Linked DNA regions of Mus musculus: region 1 is linked to region 2. Evidence: chromatin contacts called from ENCODE Hi-C data. All regions are on one chromosome and are shown on one strand. The core of a region is the stretch at or near the end of the contact, and the rest is flanking DNA. Distances in the headings are between cores, read along the strand shown. Region 1 holds the start of Dut (deoxyuridine triphosphatase). Region 2 holds the start of 4930417H01Rik (a long non-coding RNA gene).

Region 1 (5,299 bases), core at 1,720-4,219, 2.5 Mb before region 2:
CTGCAAACGCAGGTTCCCTGGGATGGAACTTGCGTCAAGGCTTTTGTGACAAGTGCTTTTCTCACTGAGCCATCTTTCTGGCCCAGCTTGTGGTTCAAGACTGGAGAGTTGAATATGCAGATCCTAGATGGGAAGAAGGAATCAGGGTAACTGAACAGCAGAGCTTAGGAGAGAACCCGGGGCTTCTCTTCATTATTCAGGTTAGGAGACCTGTATGCATGGAACATGAGTAATGGCCAAAGCCCTCACATTGATGAACTAAAATATGTATAGCTATGCATCAAATATCAAACTCTTGTACATTTTCAATTCTAAAAATGGGAAGCATTTTATAGCTTTCTTGCTGGCCTGGCCAACAGGCCCACCTCAGTAATCCTAGTATCTAAAACTATGTTTCAGAGTAACCTGTAGAAGGCGCTGTGTCAATAGCTGCTACCTCTTCTTGAGATGGTACCTCTTTCCAACTCTTTGCTTTTCTGGCCTGGGACTTTAATTCAATGATGCTAGAGACCAGGAAAACCCATTTTGCTTTTTTGGGCGGCCAAAGTACCGGAGGTTCAACAATGCATAAGGCAGTGCTATGGTTTCTTATCCGAGGACTTGATATTTTTCTCTCCTATTTTTTTTTAAGCTACAAAAAGCATTCATATTTTTGGCAAGTTTTGAATTCACGCTCTAGACAAGTGACATGCCCTAGAAAAATCCAAACCCACGAACTCACAGCCCCCTTTTCCTCAGCAGTAACTGATACAAGGTTTTTCTCTAGAGTGGACGGCCCCTCACTCTAATCTCTAGGAGGCAGACAAGCCAAGGTTCAGTAGGTTGAGACAATCTGGCAGCTTCTCCCCTATAATATAAAATGCCAAAAACCCATCACTCTATGGCCCCATCTTCTTATGCAAATAGTTATTTAAAAAGAATGTGACCTCATTTGTAGACTGGAAAAGCTCCAACTAAAGAACACCTAAACTTTGCGCTTTTCTGTGAAGTTATGAGAGCCAACAACTGGGTCAATGTGATCATCCTATTAGCTCGAGAACATACTTGAAATACAAAGTCAAAAAAAAGGAAAAGCAGACACGTGAATCCATGTTTTGTTTTGTTTTTAAAATGGGCTAAGCATTATCTCTTCACTGTGGCCACACGACACTAAGGACACTAAGATGACAGACGCTATCATAAAGGACCGGTATGAGAAGTAGTTACCGGCTTCTTTAGCTACTTACCTACTCTTCCATAGCACCCAGAAGGGACAGCTATCTGAATGTCTGTCTTCACGATGGCTTTCTCCATGGGTGATATTGTATAATCATAGGCACTGAAAGGCAAATCAGTATTTTAAAGTGTTTTTAACATTCCTTCTTACGCTAATGCATATAAAATGCGTGCCATTACTTCATATAAACAGATCCTATAAACAACCTTATGGCAGATTCCTAACTCACCTAAAAAGGTTTACTTACAAGGTAGTAGGCACTTTCTTTTAGCTTTAGAAAGATGGCTTCAGGCCCTTAATCCTAGCACCTAGGCAGAGCAAGAAGACAAAACCCTGAATGTGGGAGTGGGGAACAGGGAGATGCCAACATTGTCTCTGCTATGTGTTCTGTGGTTTTTGTCTCTGAAAGTGAAGGCTGGCAAATTAGCATGAGGAGCAGGAAGGCAGACTTAATTCATAGAAAGAATATGAAAAGCCAACCAAAGAGCAAACATCTAACACTCAATGGGCCTCACTCCGCTAGGCACACTTCGAGCCTGCGAACGCATATAAACCTATACTTTACTTTTGTAACGCTTCTCTTGATGAGAATGAACCTCCCGAAGAAAATGTTAAAAAAACACAGGTGAGAGGCAGAGATGCACTGCATTCCCCCTGCCTTCCACGCTATGGCTGTGAACTTCAGTGGCCGAAGAGAGCTGGTCTCCCAGAGCAGCTCTTGGGGGTGGACTCTGATCACAAGCGATTTTAGAAAGTCCATCTACCAAATACTACTGTAGTCTCTTATTACTGCAGCTCCCTTCCTGATCCAACGAAACTTCAGACTTTACAATGAGCAGCGCTGGAAGTCTGGCATGTGGTAGAAGAGTACGTTCAGTCACACGGAATTTTCACTCTGTAACATCAGCCATTCCCAATACACAGCAAACACCCGCTTATGTAGAAAATGGCCATAGTATCTAATTTCTCCCAAGACAGGGCATGTTAGATGCATACATTCAGGTCATTAGGCTTGGTGACTTTACACTGAGCCACCTCATAAGCTAGCCCTGGATGGAGCTCCTTAAGTTCCCAGTCCTTGGACGGGATAAGAGAAGTACACAGCTTCCATAGATCCTTTTCCTAGACTTTAACGTGCACACTGCAGACAGTCACACTTCGGTCAAGAATAAGCCTTGCACATCCGGACCTTCCACTTGGAAAGGGTGGAGCGCACGCTGCACAGTAACGCTTTGGAAATGTTATAACCCTTTACTTTCCGCTCGCCCAAACCCCTACTGAATTTGCTCAAGGTGAACTCAGGTCTCTGCGGAGCCACGACTGCACCCGGGCTCGGTGTTTGCATTCCTGCCGTCGGGCCACGGCTCTCACCTGAATAGGTCGTAGCCGGCAGCGCGCGCGGACCCGCGGGTGGGCGCCGTGGCGTGCTCCGAGAGCCGCACGAAGCGCAGAGAAGCGCCATCCTCCGCTCGAGCCCTCTTGGAGGCAGAGACGGCCGCGGCATCTTCCGAGCAGGGCATGGCGGCGGGCGTGGAAAAAGCAGAAAGCAATGAGCGTGCGAGAGCCTACCCGCCGAAAATCTCCCGCCTGGACGAGCCCACCGCGCAGGACAGGGGACGCGGCCTTCCGCAAAGGGCTCGAGCGCGGCCTAGAGGAGGCACCGACCTCGCCAGGCTCCCCTCCTCGGGGTCCGCAATGGACTCGTCCCCGCGCTGCAGGCCAGGCCCTGGCTCACCGTTACCTGCTCAGACCAGGGCTCCCTCCAAGCGCGCTCCCGCTCCAACTCCCCCACTAGCGCGCTCTCTCGAACTGCCCTAATCCTCCCCACCCCGTGCGCGCTCCCGCCCCTGCCCCCCACCCCCTCACCAGCGCGCGCGCTCCCGGCCGGAGCTCCTCGGCTTCCTCGGCAGCTCCGGCTCCGCGCCGACCCGAGCGCACGCCCGCGGAGCAGAGCGGCCTGCAGGCGGGCGCGCAGCAGCACGCTTAGGAGAGGCATGGCGCTGGAGGCCCTGCAGGCCCTGAGGCCGCTGCCCCGCCCCGCGCTCCGCCTAGCGGCCCTCCTACGTGCTTTTCCTCGCCCTGACCTGAACAGATCTTTTGCCTTCCACCACCGGACCTGCAGGGCATTTTAAAATTCCTTGACCTCAGCCAAAGCAACAAGGAGCCAACCCCCACCCCCACCCCCACCCCCACCCCCACCCCCACCCCCTCGCCGGTAGTTGGGAGTCAAACTTTTTTTTTCCAGAGAGGATAATTAAAGATCTTTCTGGAGTCTCCGGTTTTATCTGGACTATACCATAAACACGTGGAACTCAAGTTGTGGTGCACTTCGATTTTCAAGATAAATAGAAGGCCCAAGGCACTTTTATAGAAATACCGACTATACATATTGGGGCGATTGGTTCCCCTGATGGGTGTGCAATACACTACACTTCTTGAAGCTCTTTTAAAGCATCTGTTATTGTGCAGTCCCACGATGTGTCTGTGTGTCTTGCAGGTCATTGCCAGTGCGAGGTTATCTTCTCCTTGTTCCTTCCACCTTTAGGTGGGTTTAGGGTTAGACCTGTGGTGGCCAGGCTCTTTACTCTCAGAATGTTTTTATTTACATTTCTTCTTATTACAGTCTGCACATGCATGTATTTTCTTGCCTAATGTCTACTTGTTGGTTAGATTCAAAGTCCATGAGGGAAATTGATCCAGCCTTTGTATTCTTGGAGTCTAACCGTGAGTTTCAAAAGCCCTCACAGGTGCGCCTGCCCCCCCCTCTTCCCTTCCCCCCTCCCTTTTCTCTTCTCCCCCTCCCCTTCTCCCTCCCCACTCTCCCTCTCCCTTCTACTGCTTCAGCACCATGCCCGCCTGCTCCACACCATGATAATGGACTAACCCTCTGAAACGGTAAGAAAGCCCCCAGTTAAATGCTGTCTTTATAGAGTTGCCTTGGTCATGGTGTCTCTTCACAGCAGTAGAACACTAAGACAGATGGTGATCGCATTGTTTAGTAAGGAGGGCTCCTGTGCATTATTTCTTCTCAGAAATCTTAATATTGGTGCTTAATCCTTTAAAACAAGATTATTGTTGGGCCTGGAGAGATGGTTCAGCTGTTAAGAGCACTCAGTGTTCCTGTATCAGACCCAGTTTGGTTAGCAACACCCACATTGGTGATTCACAACTGCCTGTGACTCAAGCTCCAGGAGACCCAACTATGTCCTCTGGCTTTGGAGGGCACCTTATACACACAAACAATCATGTCCACGGGAACAGATAGATAAACATATATTCTCTTCAGTTTTGCATATAAATGTGTATATGCTTTGACCACAATTCTCCAGTTCTTAACTGCTTACCCCATTTTCCTGACACCAAACCACTTCTTTCCATATAGTACCTCTCCTGGTGTTTCGTTTTGTTTATTGCAGGATATGTCATCACACTATGAACCCACAGATTGTGTTATTTACTGGACAGACCTGTTTCTAGTTGTGGTGTGGTCTAGCACAGACCTTTCATCCAAGAGCTTTCTGTTCATTGTAAACAGGATTAAGTGAAGTCAACCAGAGGTCAAGAGGCAGAGCAAGCAACAAGTTGACAGGAAGTGAACACAGGGGAAAAAAGTTCAGAGTAAGAGGATGTCAGGAAGATGGATAGAGAGACAAACAGGAATTTAAGGGAGGGACATTCAGCTTGAACAGTTTTTGAGATGGTGTGGAGAACTTCCTTTTGGGGACTTAGAAGGTCAGTTGGGTGCTTCCACTGCCCCTCTGAGCTAGTAGTCTTTCACTCCAACATCTGGCTCCCAAGTCGTCTTTGGTAAAATTGAATGATTGAGATTTTGTTAAAAACGTTTGTTTGCTTGTTTGAGTTTTCTCTTTTGAACCCACAGCATTTAACTAGACTTGCCTCCCTGAAGCTGGGTGGGCAACCATTATGTCTGTAGCTTCTCAGGGAGAGAGGCGGGGCTCTCTCTGCCCTTGGTTTTCACTTTCTCAATTCATTGTTTTCCAGACAGGATCTCATGTAAGACCCACACTGGGCTTGAAAAGGATGACTTTAGACTTCTCATTCTCCTGCCTCAGCCCCTATAGG
Region 2 (5,458 bases), core at 754-3,253:
AATGCTATTGGTACAAAGGCAGGCTTAGGAACTAGACCCCACAGGATGTAAGAAGAAGAAAAAAGGGAGAATAAAAGGAGTATTTCCAGGTTCTGAAGAAATTTGAAATATAGTGTATTTGCTATTTATTGCTATAAAAAAGTTATCCTAAAATAGCAGACATTCATTATCTTGTGTAGTTTCTGTGCATCATCTGCATGTGGCCTAGATGGGTGGTTCTGGCCCAGGATGCATTGTGAGGCTTCAGTTGTCCAGTGTAAAGTCATCCAAAGGATTTACTAGGGCTGGAAGGTCCACTACTAATGGCTCACTCACATGGCAGTTGGTGGGCTAAGCTCCTTCTCACAGACCTTCCCACGGTGCTGGATAAGTTTAGCATGATGTGGTAGCTGTCTCCTCACAGTGCAAGAGATCTAAGAGTGAGGATAAAGAAACAGCTGCAGCACCTTTTATGACCTAGTCTGTAAGTCACAGTCACTTCTGCCACAGACTGTTCATTACAGGTCATAGGCCATTACTAAGTGCTGTCCACAAGCAAAGGTAAGGGAATTTACCTCCTGAAGAGTGGGGTCATCACAGAATTTATGGACAGAGCTTAAAATATGGCTTTGTCGTCTCATCACTTTCTCGAGAATCCAGTGAGACACGAGTGAAAGAACAGAACGCACAAAGGCAGTCCTCCTCAGCACAGCGCGCTGGAAATGTCCCCAAACAACCCATCCTTTTATTTCAACTATTCTTGAAACATTCACATCCCTCCTACCTTGAGGCTGCATTTAAGAGACTCCGATGACACTCCTGAAACATTGTAGGCAGTTAAATGGGACATTAAAAACAACAGAACAATCTACTCCTAAGATATTTGGAGCCGAGGAATGTAATGGCTCGTAAGCTGTCTCCCTTTGGCTATTACCATCGTGTCCTGATTGATGAAATTCTAGGCAATAGCCTTCCCTTCCTGATCTCGGGACCATGGAGGGTCTAATTTGCTTTCATGACTGCAGCTCTGGGGGAAAACTTAGGACTGAGGGATCACTCTGGAATACAGAAGTAGCCAGGGCTTTCTTTTCGCACCGGATTCTAAGGTGTCAACAGAATCGTTAAAATTGCCTCGTGTGATTTTTTTCATTGTATTTTTGTGACCTGAAATTTTGGTAAGATATAAAAACTTTTTAAAATATTGTCTTTGTAAACCCTGGGGAAGTAGGAGCTTGCAGGACACCACAGGCAAGATGCAGGTGTAGCCCCGTGTCTAACTTGCATGAGCCCCTGGATTAGATCCTAAGGATCTCAAAAGGAAAGAAAGGTGGAAGCCAAGGATTTACACTTTAAAATGAATTCTACCAACAGTGTTGCCTTTAATCTTGCTTCTTGAGGACATTTGAGAATGTGATGAAACATAGGGAAAGTAAGCTCACACAATTGTGCCCAAGGAGCGTAGCAGTGAACACAGAAGGAAGACACATATTTGCTGAGAAACAGGAAACTTTAAAGCAAGCCATAGAACTACTGACCATCCTAGTCTTGTCCTAGCCTTTTGACCAAGATAATCGGCAATTTTTTGCCGATTGGGTAGAAGAAAAGCTACCAGGATTCCCACTTGGTAAGAAAGCACTAAAGGACATTTTCCACGGACCATCCATAACCAAGATCGGACCTGAGATTCCCGAGACCCATCTCCAGTGGAGGGAATTCAGAGCAGTGACACCCAGCTCCGGGGGGACCTTCCCGCGGCACACCCGGGGGCTCAGAGCGCACAAGACCTCAGAGCCCGAGAGGCGGGGCCGGGAGGGCGGGGGCAGGGGGCGACGCGCGACCACGCCCCCTCGGCGCGCCCCCAAGCGGCGGCCTGCGTGCCCGCGCCGACCCCTCCCCTCGCGCCTCGCGGGCGCACGCGCCGCCTCGTTCAGGGGCCGGAGGAGGCCGGGCCTGTCAGACCCCGCGGCCGGCCTCCCAGCGGCACGGGGCGGGCGGGTGCAGTGGCTGGGGCTCGGCCTCGGTCCCTGGCCCGGGTCGCAGTAGCGCGAGCTCCGGGCGGGGATGCGCGGCGGCGTCGGCCCGCAGGTAGCCGAGCACCGCCGAGTCCGGAGCTGGCGCGCGGCCGGGGCGCGGCGACAGGAGCGGGGTCTCGTTCTCCTCACGATGGGCAGGGACGCGCCGCGCTGCCCTGAGGAGCCCGAGCGCCGGTGAAGGCGGAGTCGCCGGCCGCCCCTCCGCTGCCATGGCCGGCCCCGGCGCGTGGAAGCGCCTCAAATCCCTGCTGAGGAAAGACGACACGCCGCTGTTCTTAAATGACACCAGCGCCTTCGACTTCTCGGACGAGGTGAGCGACGAGGGGCTTTCGCGCTTTAATAAACTTCGAGTCGTGGTGGCCGACGATGACTCGGAAGCCCCGGAAAGGCCTGTGAACGGGGCGCACCCGGCCCTCCAGGCCGACGATGACTCCTTATTGGACCAGGACTTACCTTTAACCAACAGTCAGCTGAGTTTGAAAATGGACCCCTGTGACAACTGCAGCAAGCGACGCGAGTTGCTGAAGCAGAGGAAGGTGAAGACCAGGCTGACCATCGCTGCCGTCCTCTACTTGCTTTTCATGATCGGAGAGCTTGTAGGTGAGTTGTGTCGCCGACTCGCTTGCCTTTGACTTTGTCCAGCTGTTAGCTACGCCGGAGTTGAGGTGGAAACTTTGTTTTCAGGAAGTTTGCTGAGTATCTAGACTTTCGTGGGTCCATAGGAAAGGGACACGGGATTCCAAAGTGCGGTTCCCGTGAGCGCCCACTGAGAGCTTGCAGGTATATCTTGTAACTCCCATAAACAGTGCCTTTTACTGTAGGGTTTAGGGTGTTATCTTGACTGTATATCATGTAACTTCTCCTTTTACAGATTCTGATAAAATGCCAGGTTTATCTTTCAACGTCTAAAATAATTCTGACATGGATTAGAATCAGAATTTTATAGTACTAAGGGATGTTACTGAACACCATTCTGTTTTCTCACACAGAAGTTCTGAAGGGATTAGATTATGAGGAATCTTATTGGGAAAAGAGAGAGCCATCCACAGTACCAGACTTTCCTCTCTGTCTACATTTTGGTTATTTGATGCTTATTTATGCCGCTTCCTTTTGAGCTTATAGCCAAGGGCTTTACAAAACTCTATACAGCCAACTAATTAAAAGTTCATTATTAAAAGGAGTATCTACAGTTTGCTAGAGGTCTCCCCGGCAGCTGCAGAAGCTAGGGTTTTTTTTTTTCTCCTTTTTTAACTGATTTCAGATAATTTCTCACTCTAAGGTTCTTGCTTTAGACCTTATTTTTACTGTCGCATTAGTTTATAGTCGTCCTTTGATATCCAAGGTGGGTTGCTTCCAGGAGTCCTCTCTAGAACCTGAATCTCAGGTTGCCTCATCCAGTGACGCCTTATGTAAAGATCCCTTACGTAAAGCGAAGCAGTTATTTGCATATAACCTACATATATGTCCTTCTGTACTTTAAAGCCTTTGGAAATCATTTTGACTACAAAATACAAATTTGATGCTGTATTTAAGTAGTTGTTATCCTGACTCGTTGAGAGATTGATGAGCAGAACAAGTCTGTGAATGGCGAACGCTGAGGAAGAGTTACTTTTTCAGATGTTTTCCATTCATGATTGATGGTATCCATGGATGCAGTTCTCAGATAGAGAACACACTGCCGACTCCTTAGTGGCAGTTTCTGAAGTGGCATTAACAGAGGAGACGGTTCTCTTACGTTGTCTCTTATGATGAGCCATAACAAGAAGAGACCTGGCAGCCCAGATTTAAAATGCTGTGTGTAGAAGACTCATGTACATTCTCTGCCTGATGTCCCATCATTCTTCCCCAGTGTGAAATTAGCTGTACTGGTTATGGTCCTTTTCTCAGGGCTCCCTCTCTCTTGCCCTTAAGGCTTTCATAAATAAGAGCAGATTTCTCAAAGGTTTTCAGACTTCTGTTGACTATGTAATAAGAAGTAGACTGTGGTAAAATACTACACAAGTAGACATAGGTATGTACATATCTGCATATACGAGTATAAATATATGCATAGCAAACACAAATTGTATATGGTATATTTTAATGTCTTCAGTTATCTCTCAGCCCACTAGTAGACTATATGTGGCACATCACCCATCTTCCAGCTTTTTCAAAAATATTTAGTTTTAATTATGTGTATGTGTGGGGAGGGTATGGGTCACTGGAGGGTGAGTGTGTGCTGGTAAGTGAGTACAGTGCCTAGAGGCATCAGATCCCCTAGAGCTGAAGCTTCAGGTGAGTGTGAACTTCCTGGTCTAGGGGCTGGGAACCAGAACAAGAGTAGCAAGTTCTCCTAACCACTGAGCCTCTCTAGCCTCTCGCCTGAGCTTTTATATTCCTGCCTTTTCCCAGACTGTGCCTTGACTGCTTGTTAGTCAGTCATACTTCATTTCAAAAGACATCTCTGAAAGACTTGTTTTTCACTATTGGGATAAACCTCTGCATCTTATTTTCCCCACTTGAACTCTATTTACATGTCTTTTATTATTTTAATTTTTTGACTGAAATATAAGCTGACATCCTGATACCTAAAACAGTAAATGATACAAATTAGACATAGTAAGTGAGCTTTTGTTGAATTTTTAATTGCATTTTAAAAATTCTTCAATATTTTACACTTGCTTATAATGAATTTTAATCATTTTACACACCCCCTCTCTTACATCCCTGCTCCCTTTCACACTGGAACCCTTTTTCCCAGCAAGGCTCACACTTTCCTGTCGTTTTGGGTATGTGACCCACTCACTGACTTTAATTGGGACAGTTTGTGTGAGCATTGAAGAAAATGACTTATGAAGCATGGGAAACTTAGCAGTGAGTACACCACTGAAGAGAGTGACACCCTTCTCCCCAGAAACCATTGACTGTCAGTAGTCCCTCAGGGAGAGGTGCAGCCCTAAAAATCTTCTCTCTTCCTGGATGAAATGTTGACAGGGCCAAACCTGTTACAGGTCTTGATCAGGTAACCACAGTGGCACCGAGTCCATGGGTACAACAGCTATGTCATATACAGAAGACGTCTTTTTGTGGCAGATCTCTCCATCCTCCAGCTCTGAACTTTTTTCAGCCCCCTCTTCCACATGTTCCCTGAGCCTCAGAGAAGGTGGTATAGAGGTTCTATTTAGGGAATTCTTCTGTTGGAGAATTACAAATGTGTAATATAAAATGCAAAGATGGTAAGCTGCAGTCAGAACATGATCTCATGACTTCAGCAGACTAAGATCCAGGAACTTCTCAAACGCAACACAGTGAAAATGCTCACCATTCAGACTTTTTGAAGTTGATATTGAGTACTTGAAGTTAGTCACATTAATCATAACTTTCTCCCTTGAAATTTATTTAGATGGAATTTCATTTAAGTAAAAGTTAATATTTAATTGTCCTGACTTCTCATTTCCAGAAGCTCT

Evidence for each region. Hi-C counts contacts between places; a loop is a spot of excess contacts on that map.
Region 1: a loop to region 2 is called in a map of left cerebral cortex, with 6 times the contacts of the local background. The contact joins the promoter of Dut here to the promoter of 4930417H01Rik in region 2. A Hi-C loop is called at or near these places in 2 of 37 maps with a recorded cell type or tissue (T-helper 17 cell and left cerebral cortex).

Annotation. Positions count from the first base shown.
Region 1 is chr2:125,245,185-125,250,483 of GRCm38, reverse strand. It overlaps Dut (deoxyuridine triphosphatase), which reads right to left and starts at 2,969. Exons shown (of 6, transcript NM_023595.6): 1 at 2,588-2,969; 2 at 1,227-1,318. The coding sequence starts at 2,736.
Region 2 is chr2:122,699,184-122,704,641 of GRCm38, reverse strand. It overlaps 4930417H01Rik (a long non-coding RNA gene), which reads right to left and starts at 2,003. Exons shown (of 5, transcript XR_866691.3): 1 at 1,658-2,003. It overlaps Slc30a4 (solute carrier family 30 (zinc transporter), member 4), which reads left to right and starts at 1,979. Exons shown (of 7, transcript NM_011774.3): 1 at 1,979-2,612. The coding sequence starts at 2,222.